3 separate regions of the Homo sapiens genome follow, and regions 1 and 3 are each linked to region 2. Evidence: chromatin loops called from intact Hi-C (ENCODE). Cell type or tissue: PC-9. All regions are shown on one strand.

What was found. Peaks named below come from ENCODE experiments on the same cell type or tissue, not always from the same donor. Only the 100,000 strongest peaks of a DNase experiment are listed, where the experiment ranks them.
Region 1: a loop joins it to region 2, with 4 times the contacts of the local background. A loop is called at or near these places in 6 of 110 quality-filtered maps.
Region 3: a loop joins it to region 2, with 13 times the contacts of the local background. A loop is called at or near these places in 3 of 110 quality-filtered maps.

Annotation. Positions count from the first base shown.
Region 1 is chr2:30,204,492-30,212,491 of GRCh38, reverse strand. It overlaps the pseudogene H3P5. Among named protein-coding and RNA genes, the nearest start is that of SNORA10B, 21 kb to the right of the region's middle. RefSeq lists a silencer at 3,660-3,884. In PC-9, CTCF peaks have their summits at 3,728 and 3,930 (motif pointing left); a DNase peak (open chromatin) is centred at 3,921.
Region 2 is chr2:30,271,062-30,279,061 of GRCh38, reverse strand. No RefSeq gene overlaps it. Among named protein-coding and RNA genes, the nearest start is that of LBH, 44 kb to the right of the region's middle. In PC-9, no CTCF peak of the experiment used is centred here; DNase peaks (open chromatin) are centred at 4,151, 5,391, 5,701 and 6,101; H3K4me3 peaks cover 1,414 bases; H3K27ac peaks cover 3,077 bases.
Region 3 is chr2:30,359,056-30,367,055 of GRCh38, reverse strand. No RefSeq gene overlaps it. Among named protein-coding and RNA genes, the nearest start is that of LINC01936, 16 kb to the right of the region's middle. In PC-9, no CTCF peak of the experiment used is centred here; DNase peaks (open chromatin) are centred at 3,435, 4,415 and 4,815; H3K27ac peaks cover 2,021 bases.

The DNA of each region.
Region 1 (8,000 bases), 67 kb after region 2:
GATAAAACCATGCATTAAATGCTGAAAGCCACAGGCTATGAAAAGTTTGAGACTAATACTATTATGAAGAATTATAATTTGGAGGCCTACTAAAATTGATACAATTCTGAAAAAATACAAAATTCCAAGACTGGAACAGAATAAATAACAAACTGTTTTGTCAAGTATTCAATTAAGAATTACAATATAATCAAAAACCTTTCTGAAAAGCCCTAGGCTCAGATGGTTTTACAGATAAGCTCTACCCACTTTTAAGGATGAGATAGGGCTGGGTGTGGTAGCTCACACCTGTAATCCCAGCACTTTGGAAGGCCAAGGTGGGTGGATCACAAGATCAGGAGTTCAAGACCAGCCTGGCCAACATAGTGAAACCCTGTCTCTACTAAAAATACAAAAATTAGCCGGGTGTAGTGGCCCATGCCTGTAATCCCAGCTACTCAGGAGGCTGAGGCAGGAGAATCACTTGAACCCCGCAGGCGGAGGTTGCAACGAGCTGAGATTATGTCGTTGCACTCCAGCCTGGGTGACAGAGTGAGACTCTTCTCAGAAAAAAAAAAAAAAAAAAAAAAAAAAAAAAGATAGATAATCTCTTGACATACATAAATTACCCCAGCAAATAGAAATGAGTTCCTCCTTTGCTATAAGACTGCTCTAATCTTTATTACAAAGTCAGAGGAGGATGGCAGAAACACACACACACAAAACTATAAGGCTATTTCATATTTGAAAATTCAGAATAAAATATGTTGATGGTATCCAATAGTGTATTTATTTATTTATAGCCTAATGTATTTTAATAACAAACATACAGGAATTGCACAGAAGACAGACAACATTAAAAATATGTATCTGTGGCTGAGTGCGAGGCTCACGCCTGTAATCCCAGCTACTCGTGAGGCTGAGGCAGGAGAATCACTTGAACCCGGGAGTTAGAAGTTGCAGATCACGCCATTGCACTCCAGCCTGGGCAACAACAGCAAAACTCTGTCTCAAAAAAAAAAAAAAAAAAAAGTACTTGCATGTAGGGCTCAGAAAAGTATAGTGAGTGCGTGGAATCTACTGTATGGTAAAAATGCTGCAAATACCATTTAGTCAATAAGACATTTATTTGTTATAAAAAATATTCAAGTGCTGACATTGTCCAGAAAAATTTAACAGGTTTATTTATAATTGTTATAAAGGTGAACTGCTAAAACGTATTCACTGAAACATTCTTTCTTGAATGCTTTATGTGCCCACATTTATATTAAAAATTCACATGAAAATGGAAAAGCTGCTGCTGTGGTTTGGATATGGCTTGTTTGTCCCCACCTGATGATATGCTGAATTTTTTTTTTTTTTTGACACGGAGTCTCGCTCTGTCGCCCAGGCTGGAGTGCAGTGGCACGATCTTGGCTCACTGCAACCTCTGCCTCCCCGGTTCACGCCATTTTCCTGCCTCAGCCTCCCAAGCAGCTGGGACTATAGGTGCCTGCCACCACGCCCGGCTAATTTTTTGTATTTTTAGTAGAGACGGAGTTTCACCATGTTAGCCAGGATGGTCTCGATCTCCTGACCTCGTGATCCGCCCACCTCGGCCTCCCAAAGTGCTGGGATTACAGGCGTGAGCCACCACGCCTGGCCATGTTTAAATTTAATTTCCAGTGTGGCCATGTTAGGAGGTGGCGCTTAGTGGGAGGTGTTTGGATCCTGGGGGCAGATGCCTCATGTATAGATTAATCCCCTCCCTGGGCATGGGGGTGCGGTGGGGATGAGTGACTTCTCACCTTATTAGTTTCTGCGGAGCTGGTTGTTAGATCCAGGTCCCCACAAACTCTTGTTTCCTCTCACCTTGTCATCTCTGCACATGCTGGCTCCCCTTGCCTTCCACCATACACGGAAGCCGCAGGACGCCCTCACCAGATGCCCCGTCTTGAACTTTCCAGCCATCAGAATAGTGAGCCAATTAAACCTTTTTTCTTTATAAATTACCCGGCCCCAGGCATTCCTTTATAGCAGCCCAACATGGACTAAGACAATTGCCAATACCTGATGTTTCTGTCCTATTTTTCCACATGCAATCATATATTTAGGTACCTTTTGATCCCTTGGGGGGGAAAATCTAATGGTCAGAACTACCAATAACAGAAAGAAGATTTTTTTTTTTTTTGAGAATGAAATGTTCCCCATCATAACAGATTCTTAAGCATGCCCTCCATATATCTGGAGTGCGGGCTGGATATATTTTGGCATAATTGTTACATGTTTGGCACCACTAGCACACAGGTTGGTGTCTTCAAAAAGGCCAAGCAGATAGGCCTCACTTCCCGCAAAACACCAATAGCTGTGTTCTGGAAGCACGATCTGTTTTGAAGTTCTGAGCAGTTTCTCGCACCAGACTCTGGAAGGAGAGTTTGCGAATCTGAAGCTCAGTGAACTTCTGAAAATGTCCAAGTTTGTGCATTGCCACAGTGGCAGGCCTGAAAGCACCCCTCCGGGATAGTCCTAGAGGTTTGGCCAAAGCAATAAAACTAGAAAAATAAAGAAGGACCATAAAGGTAGATGGATATTTCAGGGTTATGCTAAGAATCAGAGTAGGCCAGGTACAGTGGCTCACACCTGTAATCCCAGTACTTTGGAGGCCAAGGCAGGATTGTTTGAGCCCAGGAGTTTGAGACCAGCCTGGGAAACATACTGAGACCCTGTCTCTACAAAAAAATTTTAAAAATTAGCCAGGCATAGTGGCACATGCTTGTAGTCCCAGCTACTCAGGAGGCTGAAGTAGGAGGATTGCTTGAGCGTGGGAGATCGAGGCTGCAGTGAGCTGTGACTGTGCCACCGCACTCTAGCCTGACAGAGTGAGACTTCGTCTCAAAAATAAATAAGATCCAGAAATAACTAAGCCATTTTTAATAGAAAGAGAGAGAGAGGAAGAAGAAGAGAGGAGAGGAGAAGAGAGGAGAGGAGAGGAGAGAAGAGGGACAGGGCGGGGCAGAGCGGAGAGGAGAGGAGAAGAGAGGAGAAGAGAGGAGAGGAGAGGAGAGGAGAGGAGAGGAGAGGAGAGGAGAGAGACAGGTGACCTTACCACAAAGCCATGGTAGTAAAGGATGTGGTATTGGTACAGAAACAAGCAAATCATACAGAACAAACTAAAGAGCTCAAAAATATAAAACCCATTTTTCAATATGAAAACTTGACTTATGATAGAGGTAGCACCCCAAAACAGTAAGAAAAACATGAACTTGGGGACTGGTGGTGGGCTCTAACTAGCTCACTCTATGGAGAAAAATAAAGCTGTATCTCAACTTTATTATATCATAGTCAACTTTATATCATATTCTAAACTCCAGATGGAAATGTGGAATATCTTTGTGAACTCAGGGTGGGAAAACACAAGCCATATTTCTCTTTAGTGAAATTTACAGATAGCTGAGTGACAGTTGGGGAGAATATATTTGCAAACAACAAGAGATGTACACCTAGATTATACAGAGAGCTCTTGCAAACCAACGGGAAAAAGAGAACAATATGTGGGGGAATGGGAACACAAACTGGAAATGATAGGAAAATGAAATAAAACAAGAGAAGGCCTTTGCACAGCTTGACAATGGCAATGTACTGTAAATTGAGAAGGGAAACAGATGCAGAGAAAGGGTCATGGGCTGGAAAATAGCAGATTGACTCCTGGAGTCTTGGATTGCTGATATTCCAATCTTGTGCATGTTCCAGAGTTTTCTTGCTGCCTCTGGGTCCTGGAGGCATCCTCCTGGGGGAAGCCTCTTCTTCAGATGCACCCTGCTGTTGATACATCCTGCCTGAAAGGAGCCTTTGCAGCAGTCCTCACTGGCTCCCTTCTGCTTTCTTAGGCTTTGCTCTCAATGGTTTTCCTGCACTAACTTCCAGACCTCTACGGGCTTGGAAAGGATGTAAGCGGCTAGAATGGCAGGCTTCTGCTCCCTGCTGGCCACTCATGAGCATTACCCTGACAGCTAATCCAGCCATCAAATTCCACCAAATCTGTTTCTTCTTTGAGATCATTTTCTTTCCTGAAGATACATATTCTAAGGATTTTTTTCAGCTCTTACTGTATCTGAACAAAATAAAAATTATGATATTATACTATAAACATCAGACTACAAATCAAGAAACCTGGACTTGAAGCACGTGTCTTTTGTGGGATATTGGGCAAATCTTTCAGCTTCTTTATGCATATTTCCTTATTTGTAAAGTACGTATAATATAATTCTACACATTTTTGAGGGATAGGGTGTATTTGAGAGTGTCACAGAGCTGCGACTGAGGAAATTCCCAGTTAATATTCATTGATATTCATGGCTTTGCAGCGTTGCCACTGTCATTATTCCTCTGCTTATAGGAGACCTGAATTCAGTTCACATATTTCAAAGAACTGTAGAATTGAAAGGTACTTAAAGGCAGTCACAAAGTGGTTTTAAGAGGTTCCTTATAAGGCACATTAAAAGTAGCCAACACCCTTTCCATTGCTTAAATACTCCTGCCCCAAAACCTTACAAAAGGCCTCTGGTGGGAAATTCATTATCTCAAAAAGCAGCCCATTCCCTCATTGGTCAGCTGTGCCTGGGAGCAAGCTCCCTCTCCCTAGTAGGAGAGAACTCCACTTGACAACACCTGCTGAGCCCCAGAATTGAGGTGAAGGGGCAGGTTTGGGTCATATGCTATTTTCTGCCAAAATTCACTGGCTTTACTCATCCGTGGATTCATTTGGACTGGGGACTGCATGATTTTGCATTTATTAAAATATCTCATTCATGAATTCCCCAACACTGGAGTTTCTCTGGGAGAAACAGTCTCCTACCTTACCATGCAGGTGTTCTTGCACACCCTCTTGGCCACTCATGCTCAGTATGAAGTCCCGCCCAGCTGATTGACACCTGCAAGGTAATTGGGGGGCAAGTAAGCCAGGCTGGCATAAAGATTTAGTGAAGGGACCAGCGTAGTGGCTCACACCTGTAATCCCAGCACTTTGGGAGGCCGAGGCGGGCAGGTTGCTTGAGGTCAGGAGTTCAAGACCGGCCTGGCCCACGTGGCGAAACCCCATCTCTACTAAAAATACAAAAATTAGCCGGGTGTGATAGCAGGTGCCTGTAATCCCAGCCTCTTGGGAGGCTGAGGCAGGAGAATTGCTTCAACCCGGGAGCCAGAGGTTGCAGTGAGCCAAGATCACACCACTGCACTGCAGCCTGGGTGACAGAGCAAAACCTTGTTTCAAATAAGTAAATAAATAAATAAATAAATAAATAAATAAATAAATAAATAAATATATAAGTGAAGGGACCAGCTGAGGGCATCTGGCAGGAAGAGCACAAAAAGCAGGCAGCTGGAGTGCATGCAGACAGGGAGGAGGAGGCTGACTTTAGCTACCTGACACTTTTGGTGGAGGAGCTGCTGAAAATCATTTCACAATTTAGCCTTTGCCACTTGAGGGCCAGGTTTTGCATTCCTACATTAAGAAATCGCCCAGCCTGGAAGGCTCCATCTCTCAGCTGCTCACGGCCCTGCCCATTCTCTCCAGAGCTCAAATCTGAGAGCTGAGGTTCTGCCCTGCACTCATTGTGTTCCTGTTTAATCCACGTTCTGTACCCTCTGGAGGAAGTGAGAGGAAGAGCAATGATGGGGGAGATATGGGCAGGTTCCCCCACTCCCTCCTCTCCTTTTATTTGTATTTATAGAGGCAACATTTCCCTGTTTCACTATTTGTGGGGCCTCTAGATAGAATTAATTCTGCTTTTTAAAATCTCCCCTGCTAGACTGTGCATACCCTGAAGGCAGAAGCTGCGGCTGATCTGCTCATATCTCAGGAGCCCACATAGTGCCTGGTATATGACAAGCACTCAAAAATGCGTGTGGAATTTAAATGTATAGCGAGGCATCGGAATGGTTTCAAGTTAGCAATTTGACATCATTTAGTCTAGTGGTATTGAAACCTGAGTGTACATTAGAATCATTTTCAGAGCTTTTAAAAAATATTAGTGCCTGAGTCCCTCCTCAGGCCAATTAGGTCTGAATCCCTGAGAGTCACTTTTTGATGGTTAAAGACCCAGAAAGGGCTCATCGCTTATGGCATGATGCAGTGAATCATTTTAGAAAATGGACATTGCTTTCTAATACACAATATTTATCCATCTTATTATGTTTGAGTTATCATAGAATGCATTTTAAGTTGTGTTCACATGAGCAAAACACATAGAAAAATTTTTATAAAAGTAACTGGGAGGTGGGAGGCCGGGTGTGGTGGCTTACATCTGTAATCCCAGCATTTTGGGAGGCTGAGGAGGGTGGATCACTTGAGGTCAGGAGTTCGAGACGAACCTGGCCAATGTGGCAAAACCCCATCTCTACTAAAAAATACAAAAATTAGCCTGACATGGTGGCACACGCCTGTAGTCCCAGCTCCTTAGGAGGTTGAGGCAGGAGAATCACTTGAATCCAGGAGGTTGCAGTGAGCCAAGATAACATTACTACACTATAGCCTGGGTGACAGAATGAAACTCTGACTCAAAAAAAAAAAAAAAAAAGCAACTGGGACCTATGGAAAGAAAAAGGTAATTTTCACTGGGTATACAGAGGCTTGCCCATTCATGGGATGGCAAAAGGTTCAGCATAAGATCATAATAGTTGAGCCAAATGCTATTTAAAAGAAATGAATAAGTCAAAGGGGATAGAATGGGGTGAGAGAAGAAAGCCCCCCCAACACTGCCACCAACTCCCCACCCCTCACCTGAGTGTCCTCTTGTGATCCCTTCTTTGGAAATCTATATATATCTGAAAGTTCTTCTGTTTAAATGATCAAAAGTGATAAAAATCTAAATGTGGGTTTTAATTTGATTAAAGTGTCTGCTGAGAGATTCTCGCTTGGCTGGCTTCTTGCCTGTTAAGACTCAACTGCATGAAGATAGCAGGGAGCATTTACAGATTGCAGGATTCAGGACTGGGGCAAGGTGGAGGTGAGGAAGAAACTCAGCACCTGTTCCTCTAAGCATGGTTCTGGGCTGGCAGCATGGACCTTGCCTGGGAGTGCATTAGACCTATTGAATCTGAATTTGCATTGTATTAATAACAAGACTCCTGAATGATTTACAGACACACTAAAGGTTAACATTACTGCCTTAAAGAGTGCCCACCCCAGCCTCTGCCTGGTCATTGCCATGAGCTTTCCATAGAGAGGGCTAGAGCTTTTCTTTTGCATTCCAGTAGCCAGTATGTAGCTCTTCCAATATTTTCAAAACCTTTCTGAGCCCTTTCTGACCTTTTCTCTTTATAGGGAAAAGAAAAAAAATTAAAAAGAAATGAAATAGCTGTCATCACTGATTTGAGGCCCCCAAGGGAGAGAGGAAGAGATCAAAAGTCAACATCTGTGATTCTGCAAATAGAAAATGAAATGATTCCCAGGCAGCCTGGGAAGCAGCTCTAGGTTGCTGGGCTGGTCCTCCATGGTCCCATTAGAGGTGACTGTGCTCAATCCAGAGCCTTTAAAGGGAACCCCATGGCTGATGGGCATGGGGAGGCAGGAGTGCCCAGCCCTACTCCCAGGGAAAAGCAACATGTGCCTGGCAAGGCCTGGGACCAGAGGAGTAAGGCTCATGGAACCCTTCTGCTCGCTGGAGACCTTTACGAAGGAACAGAGCAGGATGAAATATCACCTGGATGTAGGGCACTTTGCACAGGTAAAATTCCAGTTACCTTCCCACTCCCTGTCTCTGAGATGGAGACTTGTCCTTCTTCCATCTGGGGACTGAGTCCACCTGGGATGCACACAATAGTTCAGAGCCCTGAGCCTTCTTGCTGTGTTACTGGCAAGTTGTTTTTCAGAGAGAAAAGCTAGAGTGTGGCAGAGAAATCAAGCAGCCAGTGTGGTGGGCATGATGGAGGAGTGGGGGATTCGTTCCAGAGACGGAGGTCTCCCACAAACCCCTGTATCCTCAACCTCACTGGGTTTTCCCGTCAGGGCTCCCAGAAGAGGCAACAGAAGCAAAAGGGGTGGA
Region 2 (8,000 bases):
CTCTAGGACATTGATGATTTTGGAGACAGGTGGAGTGATTAGGGCAAAAGCCAGACTGGAGTGGCTGCAAAGGGAGGAAATGCAGAGGACACAGCAAGAGGTTGGTTACAGAGGAAGTCAGAGTGGGTGGCAGTTGCAGGAGGGGATTCTGGGATCAAGGAAATGTTTGTTAAGATGGGAGAGAACTGAGTAACTTGAAAGATTGTTGGAAAGGAGAGGAAGGGGTTGAAGATACAGAAGAAAGGAGGGATCCTTGACAATGTAAAGAGATGGGATGGGATCCAGTTGCTGGAGGAGGAACTGGGATCAGCTTGAAGGACTAGTCCTCTACTGCAACAGGAGGGAGACATGAGTGGTTGCATCCAAACATGGATAACTTTGTCTCTTTCGAGCTGAGAGGTTAAGAGACTTCTCATCTGATAACTTTCATATTCTTGGTGATGTCATCTCCTGGGATTGAGGGGAGAGTGCTGGGGAGGAGTCTCTAAGGGTGGGTAGTCAGAGGGCTGGAAATTTGAAGAGAGTTGGTGTGATCTACTATATTTGTTGGGGAGAGATGAAGAGTTGGGTGGCCAGAGAAGCACAATAGAATGTGAGGCTGGATGACAGCCCTGGAGGAAATGCTGGTCAAGAATTTAGAGTGGTGCTAAACTCTGGAGTGGTTTTCTGGCACTTAGTGAGGTTGTATTGTATTAATTATTTATTGCTGTATAGTAGGTTATCCCAAAACTTGTTAAAATTACAAATGTTTATTATCTCAGTTTTGGGTCAGGAATTTGGGCACAGCTTAGCTGGGTGCCTTTGCTTCAAAGTCTATCACAAGGTCAGAGTGCAGTCAGAGTGCCAGCCAGGGCTGGGGTCCCATCTGAAGGCTCAACCAGGGGAAGGTCCACTTCTAAGCTCACCCATGTTGTTATTGCTAGGATTAAGTTTCCCACAGGCTATTGGGCTGAGGCCTCAGCTCCTCTCCAACTTTTGACCTGAGGTCCCCTTGGGTTCCTTGCCTCATTGGCCTCTCTATAGAGCAGCTCACAACATGGGAGCTGGCTTTTCTCAGAGCAAAGAAGGGTGAGGGAGGGTGTGCAAGACGGAAGCCATGATTTCTTTTCAATCTAATCTCAGAATTGATATCCCATGGTTTTCGCCTTACTTACATGGCAGAAGCAAATCACCAGGCACAGTGACTCTCCAGAGGAGGGGATTATACAAGGACATGAATACCAAGTGGTGGGAATCACCAGGGGCTGTCTCAGGCTGCCTGCCATCCTGTGTGGAGAGTGGGCTGAGGTTGTGGTCAGGTTGTGAAGAACCATGTGTGCCAAATGGAGAGATTTGAGTTTCATCCCATAGACTCTTTGGAGTCATGTGTGATTTTTAAGGCATGAGGTGGGTAGAAACTTCACTCTGTGAGACTGTTTGGTGCTGTAAGAGGAATCAACCCACAGGAACACAGCAGTGATGTGCCCTGGCCAGGCACGTGGAATGCATGTCCCAGACATCCACAGGGCTTATTCTCTCACACCCTTCAGGTCTTTACTAAAATGCAATCTTCTCCATGGGACCTCCTCTGACCACCTGATCCAAAATTGCACTTCCCAGCCCCACCCAGCATCCCCTATCCTCTGCTTTATTTCTCCATTACCTATCCCTATCAGGCCCATTATAAATTTTGTCACTTACTTCTTTATTTTTTATTATTGCTCTAACATTTTTATTATTTGCTCATTTTTGAACAAACTATGACCATGAAGCTGTTATTTCACATCTGTGCAAAAATGCTGGCCCCAAGTGACAGCAATGTAAGCAATGTAATCCCTCCTAGAATGTAAGCTCCACAAAGGCAGGGATTTTGGATTGTTCTGTGCACGTCTGTATCCCAGCGCCTGAGCATTTAGTAGGTACTCTATGAAGATTTGCTGAATGAATTATTTAGTAAGTAAAGTATATCTTGTCTCTCCAAATGCCATCTCCTTGCAGGAGTGAATATGAAAGGACTGCACCCCGTGAAGTCTGTGGGTGCAGAGAAGCAAGAGGAGGTGGTGAGCAGGGTGCTCTGAAGGGATGAAAATATAAGAAAGATTCTGAATCCAGAGGAAGACCTTTAGAAAGGAAATCTTTCCTCATCTGATCCTGATGGGTTGCAGAATTAGCTAATGCTTTGGGAATGACTACAAATAGGACTTTCTAGTAAAATAAGAACAACTACAGATGTGGCAAACTCGATGAGACGGCGTGAGTGGTGTAAGTGTTACTACTGCAGGCTGATTGGGGAGGGGTTCACTGAGGCCTCTCCTGGGCGCCCCAGTGGGCAAACACCTAGCTTTTTTTATGACTAAACTGAACTTCCCCTAGCCTCCTTGCCTTAGACATGCAAAGCATGCTGCCAAGGGAGGAATCTGTGGCCCAAGATGATTTTGCCCAGTGTGCCAGGAGTAGCAGTCCAGCCTGATAAGGAGGCAGGTGGGGCTGGGCCTAGGGTAAGGCAAGCCAGGCACCTGGCTCATAGCATTTAAGGAGGCATTCACTCTGGGGATCATGACAGTGCAGGCTCAGTACTTGCAGGAACCTAAAAATGAAAGCCTCTTTAAATCATGTGCCCTGGGTACCTCATTCTTCATAGGATGCTCATTTTCAGGGCAGAAACCATTATGACTTTTGGGGGCCCTAGGCACTTTTGCCTTTGTAGATTCCTTCCTCTATCTAAAAAATACCTATACATACACACACAAAATTATATTTTAGAACTGCATTGATATAGAGACAAATAATTCAAGCTGGATTTGATTTCTTTTTTCTGATTATAAAATACCTTAAAACATTTTCATAGGCTCTAAAACTATCATGGGTCCTGGCACTGCTACTGCAGCTGGTAGACAAATTCACCATGGCAAGGGGTCACCCAAACCTGAGAGGGAGTCCTCCTGTTGTTTCCACACTAGGTGTTTCACTTGCCTCACCCTAGTCCCAACCCTGGGCACAGGAATCTCTAAGTTAGCAAACTTCATTGAGGGAATTCATTTCCTGCACTTTTCTGAGCTTCAAATTCTTTATGTTTAAAATGGTTATAATAAAGTAGGAGTTGTTTATCACCATATAAATAAGAAAATATAATAAAATTGGGCCAGGCACGGTGGCTCATGCCTATAATCCCAGCACTTTGGGAGGCCGAGGCGGGTGGATCATGAGGTCAGGAGATTGAGACCATCCTGGCTAACACGGTGAAACCCCATCTCTACTAAAAATACAAAAAATTAGCCGGGCATGGTGGCGGGCACCTGTAGTCCTAGCTACTTGGGAGGCTGAGGCTGGAGAATGGTGTGAACCCGGGAGGCAGAGCTTGCAGTGAGCCAAGATCGCACCACTGCACTCCAGCCTGGGCAACAGAGCGAGACTCTGTCTCAAAAAACAAAAAAAAAGAAAATATAATAAAATTACCACAAGATCCAGCAATTCCACTCATAGATATCTACTGAAAAGAATAAAAAGTAGAAACTCAGACAGATACCAGACACCAATGTGCACAGCAGCACTATTCACCACAGCCAAAAGGTGGAAATGACCCAAATGTCCATTGACAGACGAATAGACAAACACAATGTAATCTCTACATACAATGGAATATTATTCAGCCATAGGGAAGAATGAAATTCTGATACATGCCACAACATGAATAAGCCCAAACACATTACACTAAATGAAATGAACCGTACTCGAAAGTCCAAATATTGTATGATTTCACATATGTGAGTTACCTATGTTAGGCAAATTCAGAGAAACAGAAAGTAATTGAGCTTCTGTTTGGAATGATGCAAAAGTTCTGAAAATGGATAGGGGTGACAGTTGCACAAGTTGTGAATGTACTTAATGTCACCAAATTTTACACTTAAAAATAGTTAAAATGGTAAATTGTATGTATATTTTCCACAATAAAAAAAGAGAATGCCTTATCGGCATAAGCGCTTTATATAGGGTAAAAAGGCACACAGACGTAAGAAATCTTTATTGTCCCCATTGACAATTACCATATTGCTGTGGTGAATAAGTCTTCCAAAGTTCACAGACAGATTGGCAGGCATAAAACTGCTATGTAAACACAGCCTTCTCCAGCCCAGACTTGTTGCTCACCACCCACTATGGCCTGCAGATTTGATGACCAAGTTGATGAATGGACGATAGCCAAGATTCTTGAAGCTCTGGGTGGCACAGGGCGTACACTTCCTGGAAACCTGTCATTCCTTGCTGTCTGACAGCATTCTCTTTGGGGGCCAGAGATTATGGTTTTGGCCGAGACATCTAAGATAGTCCTGGTATTGGTAGCATAAGGAGTGACCCACGAGAGGCCAAGTTACCCACCAGGCCCTGACAGTGCACTTTGTACTGACGTTGGCCTGATCCAATTTCCTGGTTTGGAAAGAATGTTCTGATCTCTGAATAAACTGAAAGGGGAGCTTCATTTTGACCTGGGACAGGGACCTGTAGGTCTCAGTGTCTGAGCTACTTCTTTTTCCACTGAGCAAATCCTACTTTCAAAGATGAAGTCTTAAAAAACCACAGAAGAGGTGATGGGGTGGGGGGACCCCCGGGACCAAAGGGCCCTTTATAAACAAATTCACTCCAGGGTTTCTTCAGTAACAAGTCTGTCAGGCCGGGTGCGGTGGCTGACGCCTGTAATCCCAGCACTTTGGGAGGCCAAGGCAGGCGGATCACAAGGTCAGGAGATCGAGACCATCCTGGCTAACATGGTGAAACCCCGCCTCTACTAAAAATACAAAAAATTAGCCGGGTGAGGTGGCGCACGCCTGTAGTCCCAGCTACTCGGGAGGCTGATGCAGGAGAATGGCGTGAACCAGGGAGGCAGAGCTTGCAGTGAGCAGAGATCGCGCCATTGCCCTCCAGCCTGGGCAAGAGAGCGAGACTCCGTCTCAAAAAAAAAAAAAAAAAAAAAGTCTGTCTAGTGCTAGCTGAGTTTTGGGGATGCCCTGCCTCTCATGGGAGCCTATGGACTCCCTGGAATTTGTAAGCCTATGTTGGTATTTGCAGAGAGAAAATCCATAGTTTCCATCAGATTCTCAAAGGGAATCTTTGAGACCCCCAAACTGCTTTAAAACCACTGTTCCTGTGAATTTAAGATGTGATCATTCCTAGTTTTCAGGGGACATATAGATTGGCCAAACCAGATAATGAACCACACACATCTGGTGGCAGACAAGGTGCAGTGTTTCCGTGGGGCAGGGGTCGGGGGTTACCGCTGAACCCTCCTACCTCTTCTCCTAAATGAAGTGATTCATTTTTGAACAAACTATGACCATGAAGCTGTTGTTTCACATCTGTGCAAAAATGCTGGCCCCAAGTGACAGCAAAATCTCCTTGTTGACCATGACTCCTCCTCACTCAGCCAGATTTTGGTATGTGTGTGTAAATGACACACCCAAGTCAACAATTCAGAAAAGAGTCTGAAACAATTGCTCCTAGAAGAGACCCTCCAGGCCTTGCTGATCCCTTTAATAGCTCCTTGTGGTCTACTGTAAGCCCCCAAACAGAGTCTTGGTTGATCTGCAGAGTCTTTTGGCCAGGCTGGCAAGCAACAGGCAGATGGCAGCTCGCCGGTCCCTGCAAGGGAGGGTACGTGATGAGGAGAAGGGTCATAATGAATGGGTAATTTAAAGGCTCTGAAGAATGACTCAGACATTCCAATGGGGCTTTATTTTTTCCTTTTGTTGATGTGTGAAATGTAATTGTAGTCATTTTTTCCAGTGAGTTGATAAACAGTGATTATCCATGCAGCTTGTGAGCTGGGGTCATCGTGAACCAGTTCACATTTCAACATTTTTCTCTCCCTCACCCCCAACACCTGGGTTAACTGCTCCAAGCCTGAGGTTGGAGGTTTCTTGATCCCAGGAATTCTAGCAAAGGTGCAGGATGCAAAAGGTCAGAGGGGGCTGTCTGGGAAGGGTGGCCATAGGGAGAACTGGAAACCTGTGAGCTCTGGCTTGACCCTTTGCCTTACCCAACAGTCCTTTGTTACCTAGGATGAAGGTTAGGGCAGAGAAGTGATTTGTTTGGCATCAGAAAGATGGTCATCAAGAAAGGGAGAGAAGGCAATATCTGGTGAGCACCTTCTCACCACATACTGGTCCAGGTGCTGTGCTAATGAATGCTTTCCACAAGCGTCATTTCATGTCATGCTCAAAATAGCAGAGAAGGGGTAAACTTGAATACATACTCATACCTGATCTTTGCAATAATTCTCCTAATGAGTTATTGCCTCCTCCCCATTTACAGATGAGGAAACTGAAGCACAAAGAATTAAGTCACATGGTCAGATAGTGGGTGGTGGGGGAATTGAGATTTCAACCCAGATCTGTCTATTTCCAAAATCTGTTCTCTCACTACCACACAAGGCTGCCTCTCATCAGAGAGCTGACCTCGCTGGCCCTACTGGCCCTGTAAGGACAGCGATCTTGTATGCCTGGCTGTGCCAATGTGGTAGAGCCACGGGTAGTTCCTCGGCACCAGCTGCAGTGATGCAGGCTGCCACAGAGAACCTGCTCTACCCATCACCTTGGTGCTGGTTAACAGACCTGCAAGGGAATGACGATGGGCAAAACCGGCTTGGGAGCTGTGTGTTATTGATGTCTCTGTCCTCCTCTAGGTGAGGGGACAGGAGTGCAGCTCTTTAGATTGACATCACAATTGTATTCGAGTTCTCCAGAGAAACAGAACAAATTAGGCAATTTTATACACACACACACACACACACATACACGAGCAGATTACTATAAAAATTGGCTCATGTGGTTATGGAAGCCCAAAAGTCCCACAGTCTGCCATCTACAAGCTAGGGAAACAGGCGTAATTCAGCGGTGTATTTCAGCTCAAGCCTGAAGGCCTAAAACCCAGGAGGCTGAAGGTGTAGAGTCCAGGTGTGAGTCTGAAAGCCTGAGAACCAGGAGTACCAGTATCCGAGGGTTGGGGAAGCCTGATGTCCCAGCTCAGGCAGAGAGAGAGAATTAATCCTTCTTCCACCTTTTTGTTCCGTTTGGGCCCTCAGTGGATAGGATGATGTGATCTCCATTGGGGAAGGCATCAGTCCACCAATTCACCAATCCAAATGCTGATCTCTTCCAGAAATACCCTTGCAAACACACCCAGAAATAGTATTTTATCAACCACCTGGGCATTCCTTAGCCCGGTCGAGTTGATGCACAAAACTAACCATTGCAGCGATGCCAGAGCACAGCCTTCACTCTGCGGGGAAATTCTCTGTGGTGGCATTCGGCAATAGCAACCCAAAGACTACTGTGGGGACTCCCAGGACAGGATCCTATAGTCCAAATCTCACTGCTGGCATTGGATAAAGGACAAAGAAGTAAGCCAGGACTGGGGTGGTTCCGTAGGGGCTGTTTAAGGGTGTCCTAGCTGCACTGCTCTCTCGAATCCACTTAGTGAGAGCCCCTGACACAGTCTGGGTGTATGGCGATGAGGCCAGCCGAGGGTGGGAAAGTAACAGTGGTGAGAGATAGAAGGGCTTTGGGGAAGGAAGTCTTGGTGAAGATTGGACTGGGCGGGGCAAGGAATTAGGGAAAGCAGAAATGAAAAAGAGATCTGAGGTAGAGATTAGAAAAATGGGAGGATCTTTTTCAGTGTATATTAAAAACTAGGTGAAGTTTGGACCTCCAAACTAAAATGTGAATCAGATTCACAAGCTTAATAATCACAAATTTAAAGAGAGAGTCAGGTGAAGAGGAGCAGGTACCTTAGAAGAGCCTTGGAGCCTTGCAGCAAGAACTGCCACTAACACCAGGGGCCCTGAGCTACTGTTTCTCATCATTGAACAGGGGCTGTAACTCCTCAAAGCAGTTGATGACAACATTTTGCATGTAGAAGGCACATGATACATCATCATACCCTTTCTGGTAAGGGTGGGTAAATCTATAATTATTCGGGTGATGTGGAAACTGTACGTTTAAAAGACAAACTGAAAAATAAATCATTGCAAA
Region 3 (8,000 bases), 88 kb before region 2:
GATGGAGGTTTGCACTTCTGCTTGCAGCAGGGACCCTACCAACCCCTACTGTGGTCCAGGCACAAGGTTCCTGGTGTTTTCTCATATGTTCGTTGATGGTTCTAGTTTCTTCTGCACCTACTTACTCTCGCCACACTCTCTCTCTGTCTCTCTCTGTCACACACACACACACACACATGCACATATGCACACTAGCCCAAGCATGCCTTCTTACATGAGCAGAATCCTTGAGACACCCTCTATTTCCCACTCAAGATTCGTGTGCTGGGTGGGCCCCAGGTGCAGGAACTGGGACCCTGAGGCTGTAGAGGGCCTGTTCCCAGGGTCTTCCTCCATGACCCCTTTGGGCCCTCAGCTATGTCTCCTCCTGCTCCTGGCAGGGTTAGGTTGTCTGCCAGTGACTAAGTGGGGCTCAGAGGCCACCAGCCCTTGCTCAGCACTGGCGGCCTGACTCAGAGCAGTGTGTGGTCCCTGCTACATCCTGTTGTGAAGGATGCTGTTCCCTGTTTCAGAGGATCCTGCTCTAATCCCCCGACAGGCTAAGGAAGTCAGTAAAGGGAAACAGCCGTGGGGTTTATAGAAAAGCCCGCCCTGGCCTCCTTCCTGCGTGACGGCTTTCCTGGGCCTCTGTCAGCCCCAAGGAGCTGCGTGTGTTGTTGAGGAGCCATTCTGGTCAATACCGGAGATCAAAGGAAAGGTAATTTCAGCAGCACTAAAAATAGGCCCTGTGGTTATTTCAGAGCTGTTTTGCTAGCAGTGCAGGAGCAAATCTTGGATTTTGCTCAAACTTCCTGTCCATCCCACGGCCTCTTCCTCCGCTATGCTTACTCCTCAGTCTAGTGGTGTTCAGAGGTTTTTGACTATGTATGGCCCATGGTCATTTTCCGTTCCTACTTTGTCCACACATAGAAGCACACACACTGAGAAGTGCCATCAACCATGACTGGCTAGAACGATGTGCAATGCACTCTCTTTTCTATTCTATTTCTTTCTTTTTTTTTTTTTTTGTAAACTCCTTGTTATGATCCACTAAGTGAATTCAATGACCCACTGCTGGGTAGCACCCACAGTTTGAAAAAACATTAATCCATTTATTCTTCCTTTTTTCTTTGCTTTGATGCCATCACTACTCAGTTATGTGGCTTTGAGCCTTTATAGAGACTTTGCGTTTTTCATCCAAAGAAAGAGGTTGGTCAATAGTCTCTGTGTTAGGCTGTTTTCATATTGTTATAAAAGAATACCTGAGACTGGGTTATTTATAAAGAAAAGAGGTTTAATCGGTTCATGGTTCTGCAAGCTTTACAGGAAGCATGGTGCTGGCATCGGCTTGGCTTCCAGAAGCTTACAATCATGGTGGCAGGCAAAGGGGGAGTCGGCACATCACATGGCCAGAGCAGGAGCAAGAGAGAGAGAGGGAGGCACTGTACACTTTTAAACAGCCCCATCTCTAGAGAACTCACTCTGGTGCGAGGACAGCAGCAAGGGGATGGTGCGAAACCGTTCATGAGAAACCCCGCCCCATGATCCAACCACCTTCCACCAGGCCCCACCTCCGATACTGGGGATCACAGTTCACCATGACATTGGGCGGGGACGCACGTACAAGCTAGATCAATCTCTTTGACTCTCAGAAGTTGTGTGGTTCTGGCTCCTTCCTTTAAAAAGAATCACCTGTGGCATTTCCCAGGCCAGCCCAATCTGGGATTGAGAACAAAGGGGAGATTGTTGTCTTCCCTCTACTGGTCTGTCTTTAACATTGTGGTAGAAAGATGAGCTTTAGAGGTGGACGTATAAAACCCCAGCTCCCCACAGATTAGGGAGTTCCTTAACTTCTCAGTGCCTCGGTTTCCTTATGTGTACGGAGGATGACGCTATCTCATAGGGCTGCTGTGGGGGTTAAATATAACAAAGGCAGTGAAACCCTAACCACAATGTTTGGCATGCAGCAAGCGCTTAAATTATAGTGGCTGTTGCTGTTGCTGTAATTATTTAAATGAAAAGAAAAGTCACTCAAAGATTTGTCCAGTTTGAAAAGTCCTTGGTGGTCAAAATACCTGCCTAGTTGCCAACTCTTTCCTTCTTTTACCTCTTCAAAAAGCCATCTTTGCCAAGTGTGACAACCTCCAGTGCCACAGAAAGGCCAGGTAGGATCCCCTGGGCCAGCTGTCTCCACCTGGCTGGCCTGGTCCAGTGGGAATTAGCTAAACCTCTTTGGAACTCACTGGTATTTTCCACCTGTACAACCTCTGGAGGCAGTGAACAGCGCTTATTATAGAGCACTATGTAGCTTCTCCAACAGGATACCTCTTCCTGCACCGTTTCATTCTCTCATCTTGGCTGCCAAGTCAGGAAAAGTTTACCATTCCAGCTTTTCCTTCTCCTCTCTTCCTCTCCCCTGCCCTCTCCTCCCCTCTTCTCTTCCCCCTACTACTACTCTCCTCTCCTCCCGCTTCCCTCCCTTTCCTGCCCCTCCCCTCTTTTCCCCTCCTCTTTCCTCCCCATTTCCTCCTGCTCCTCTCTTCCCACTTCTCCTCCTCTTCTCCTCTCCCATTCATTTGGGGAGGATGTCCTCTTCCCTCTCAGACTTGCTAGACTTCTTTCTGGAGAAACTTTATCAACAGCACCTCCTTCATTTGGAGTGTTAGTTTTTTCAGAGAATTTCTGCTTTGGTTTTCCTTGGTTCCCACGGGGACCCTCTGGTTTGGTAGGGTAGGTAGGATGCTAATTTCACAGATGAGAAAAATGACTTGCTCGGGGTCACTCAGCTATTAGACGTCATAGGCTCGGGGCTTCTCCTGCTGGAGTCGATGGTTTTCCCTGCACACCTGATCTAGCTCACTGCAACCTCCGCCTCCTGGGTTCAAGCGATTCTCCTGCCTCAGCCTCCCGAGTAGCTGGGACTACAGGCATGTGCCACCATGCCTGGCTAATTTTTTTTTTTTTTTGTATTTTTAGTAAAGATGACATTTCACCATGTTGGCCAGGCTGCTCTTGAAGTCCTGACCTGGAGCGACCCACCCGCCTTGACCTCCCAAAGTGCTGGGATTACAGGTGTGAGCCGCTGCACCCACCTTACACCTGTTTATTTAATAAAGTCTTGAGGACAGCCCTTGACCTGAGAAAGGGCTTGTGGCAGCAATTAGACAAGGAACCAGGTAGCTGGGAGAGGGGACAATTGCAGATGATCAAACTTCACTCACAGGTGTAAATTATTTTTGTGGGCTATTACCAAAAATTACGTACAATAAGCATAGAAAAATTGTGACTCATTCTGATCTTCATTATAATTTCTAACCATTGCACTTGTTCATTTACTTATTTTTTTCTTTTTTCCTTACTAAAATATATGCTCCATCTGGGCAAGGGCTATGTTCGCTTTAGTCATCATTGTGTCCCCAACATCTAGCACAGTGTCTGGCACCATAAATATTTGCTGATTGAAAAAAATACTTGTTGGTTACATGACTCAATGTGCCACCTGTGGAGAGACTGGGCTGGTGACCTCTATCTCTATTTATGTGGCTTACTTAATGTATATGTTCTTTGACCTGGATGATATGGATGCCATGTCTTATGCACGCAAAGTGAATGGGAAAAGTGAAGTAATCATATGGGTAGTTCGAGCAGGATGGACCACCCACTCCAACCTCAATTACCTTATTTTAGGTGGAAGTAGTTTAAAACCCGAAGAAAAGGAATAATTACCTACTTTCTCCATTGCACTTTATTCTTGCAGTCCTAGCTGCAGAAGGATGTGGAAATCCTACCCTATTAAGAAAGCAAGACCTACAGCAGACACACAGCAGCCAGGCACGCGCTGTACCTGTAAACACATACACACACGTGCACACATGCAAGTATACATACGCAAGAGTGTGAAGGGGAATAGGAGTTTAAGAGAGTGACAGAAAGCGACATTGAGGAGGCTCATTTTCCATGAGGAGGAATCGTCCATGCCTGGCTTTCTGTAGCACCCAATTTCTTTTCCCTAAGTGTGCATTGCTGGAGCCAGGGAACTTGTTCCTTGACCTTGGCAAACCTGATTCAGCTCTGAGCTGGACCGTCATGGGCAGAAATGACTGGACTGGCAGACATAGTTCTAAAGAAGGTACATTCTTCAAATCTGGATTTAAAAAAAGAACAGAAAAAATCGCAGCCTAAGCCAAGAACTTTGGCTTTGTCATGTCAATAGTATTTAAAGATGTTATTTGGCTGAGCTGTGAGCTCTGCAAATGAAAAAAAACTTAGCCCTCTCTTCTCTCCCTTCTCTCCTCTCCCTGTTAGCTTCAGCTCTATCCCTGGCTCTCCACTGAAGCTTCACTCTTGCACAGAGCCTAAAGGCACCTTGTCTTGGGAAAATCACGTGTACATTTGATACCAACTTAGTCCACAGTCTGTTTTTCTTTCTGCTGTTTGCATCTGAGGAATTTGGAATGTCTCAGTCATCCACTGGTCTCCAGAGCAAAATGGCATTGGGGTGGGGGCAGAGTAGCTTCCTGTCATTTCAAGGAAGAGGAAATGGAGGCCCAAAGAAGGAAGGAAGGAAGAGAAGGAGACACCCAGTACTTCCCGAGTGTCTCCCACATGCTAAGCAACCACTAGCTAGTTGCTTTTGTGATGATATATTTGCGGTTCAGACAGCCCTGTGAGATGGGTACAATTGGTAGAAATATTTTCACTTCACAGATAAGAAAATTGAAGTAGAGAGGGGTTAAGTGATTTACTTAAGGCCACATGTTTAGTAAGTGGCCAGATCTTTTGGATTCCAAAGCTCATGTCCCTTCAACCGTGTAAAGGGAAGTGTTTTGTTCCGAGTTGGTGAGTCACTTGAGGTACATAGCGACCTGTCTTCCCCCTTCATTTGTTCTTGCTTCTGAGCTTTTGCTGACAATGTTCCCTCAGTCTTCTGTCAACATTCTAACCAGCTCTCAGGCCTGGTTCATCTCTTCCTCCTTTGTGAAGCTTTCCTCGAATCCCCAGGCCAGAATCTGTCGCCTCCCTCTGTGTCCTCGTGGCGTGTCTGTTGGTTAACACCTGCACGTTTGTCAGGAGCTGACCTGTGGTATGGTGGCTAGGGGGTGTGGGTGACACTTACCAACGTGGGGGCATTTGGTTCAGCCTGCCACCAGCTTGAGAAGGCACAGAGTGGAGATGAGGCACCGGGGCACAGGGTAAAGGAGAATCTTCTTTACTCCGCTGCTTGCCAGGACATGCCAAACCCAGAGGCTTCAAACCCTGCCTTCCCCTGGATTTGGCTAACCTGAATCCAGCCCACATTACACTCAGATTCCAGGAGAAGGCTTCCTTTATCCTGTTGGGAAGTCAGTGGCGCAGGAAGCATTGGGGGTGGGGGGTGTGGAGCAGGAAATAAGCTTTGAGCTCCCCCAAAGCAGGGTGTAGGTCTGTATCAGAAGTGGTTGTGGGGTGAATGAATAAATAACTCAATGATTCAGTGTTGCTACTCTCAGGAAGCCACCATGCTTGGTCCTGGGTTGAGAGAGCCATGGGGAGAAGACCCTGTAAATGTTACTCCCTGACTCCCCCTGGTTTCAGCCCAGGCATCACTGTGTGACTCAGGCACTGGCAGGTCTTCCAGGACCTTCCTGGGCTGAGTTCAGCTTTTTATTCACTCTGGGCTGTATCTGGGGGTACAGGAAAGCTAAGGCCCTTGTACCCCTGCCTCCTGGCTTGCCCTAGGATGATTCCATATCCTCCTCTTTTCTGCTGCATTCTCCCTGGCGCAATTCTCTAACTTGCTACTAGGATAATATAGAGAGACCAGACAAGCAAGTAGACCTGGGTCTTAGTCCTTCTCTCAACCTGGGTGAGGCCTAACAGCCACAGCAAAGATGTGCCTAAGCTTGGAACCCATGGCTATCCTCAACTATCAGCTAGTCTAATTTGAACCCAGGTAACAAAATGTGAGTGTATGTGATTGTGCATATGTGTGAGTGTATGCCTGTGTGCATCTACACGGGTGATTTCTCAGGCTCGGGGTATCTAGAGACACCTGGTTGTACTTGGACAGACTTGAAGTGCCCTTCATTTTACACATAGGGAAACAGTTTATTTCAGTTCATAGAAGTTGACATCTCCACCTGATACATGGGACATCAAAAATATATGTGTGGCAAACCCCATGGTTGCCGAGGAAGGGGGAGGGTCCCTGCTCATCTGCTCTCCTCCCCTCCACCCATGAGCCCCTCTTCCACCATCCTGTGTTCTAGGCCCCTTCCTCTCCTCGTAGCCTTTATGAGGAACAAACAAACAAAAAAACTCCAGATGGGCCGGGCGCGGTGGCTCATGCCTGTAATCGCAGCACTTTGGGAGGCTGAGGAGGGTGGATCAGCTGAGGTCAGGAGCTCGAGGCCATCCTGGCCAACATGGCGAAACCCTGTCTCTATTAAAAACAGAAAAATTAGCCAGGCATGGTGGCGGGCACCTGTAATCCCAGCTACTCAGGAAGCTGAGGCAGGAGAATCACTTGAACCCGGGAAGTACAGGTTGCAGTGAGCTGAAATTGCACCACTGCACTCCAGCCTGGGGGACAGAGCGAGACTCTGTCTCAAACAACAACAACAACAACAAACCCAGATTATATCATTGAGGATGCAAAGATGCTTTCATTATCTGGAGTCCCCATCTGTCCTTTCCTCCCCTGGCCAGCTCATGGCCCCGCCTTTCCCCGCAGGCCCACGCCTTACTGAACAACTCTGTGCACTTTGTATTTTTCCCCACAAAGCCTTGCAACAACCTTGTGAGGAGGGTATTATTACCCCCGCTTTACAGGTGAGAAGACTGCGGCTCAGAGAAGCCGAATGACTTGTCCACAGCTCTCAGCTGGCCCATAGCAGGAATGGGGTTGGACCTCAGCCTTCCTGCCTCCAAGCGTGTGCTCTGAACTGGCAGGCTGGAGGCTGTTCTGGGGAGGACGCACTGTGTCCCATGACTCTCCAGTCTCCTCGGAGCTGCTGAGCTTCCTGGCAGGAAGCCCATGGCTGCTTCTCTCCCTCTGCCCTCTGTCCACACTCCACAAGCACTCAGCTTCAGCTGATAACCACGGCAGGCGCTTGTGAGAGGGCTCTGACACCACAGGAGCCCTCTGAGGGGCCAGTCTATGGGGGGTGGTGCAGAATCCAGAGCCCCCATCCTCCTGCACCACGGGCACCAGCTTCCATACAAGTGGCCCTGGAGTCCTGACTCCCAGCTGTCAGCACCAGCAATCCTTCTCAGGAGCTAAGCCTTGGCACTTCCCAGGTCTGTAACAGGCCAGATTTCTCTTCCAGAGAAACTTCATCTGTGTCTGAGCCCAGGGCCTTGTTGCCTGGCTAGTGTCTTCATAGCTCAGATTCCTGTAACTATGAAGGGGTTGGTCCTTCCAGCTGCGTTCCATGAGAGAGGTGATGCCTTTTCCATTACATGCCAGGCCCTTGAGTCCTTTTGGCCATTAAAGGACTAGAAGAAGTCCAAAAACTTCTGGTAGTCTCTGAACCAACCCAGGTACTTCAGGTGTCTCCTGAAATGAAGCAGCTTTCCGTCCCAGGCAAAGGTCTGGGTGGGGTCAAAACCTGGGGACAAGGGTCTGGAGCTGGATGGAAAGAAAATAAGGGAATGTCAACAGCAAATGTAGCAGGACCTGGGGAACTGCCCCCAAAGAATCCAGGGGTGTCTGCAACCTACACATATAGGGAGTAACATTTTAAGCAGAGTTACTCTCTAAATTCAGCAAACAAGGAAAGATCACGTATGATCAGACTCACCCTTGACTCTTCCTTCAGAAGGTACCATGTTGAAGACTCTGACAAATTGGCGTTTCCATCAGCTTGGGAACAGATGCTGTGATTTTGGGTGCACATGCAATGGAGTGATTGTCTTACATTTAGGGACCATGTTGTGTGGAAGTGTGTATCACTAAGCACTAGACTCATATTCACACATATTGGGGCCAGGGCTGACTCAGGCAGATGGCTGGCTTCTGGCTCCTGGGGCATATGTTCACT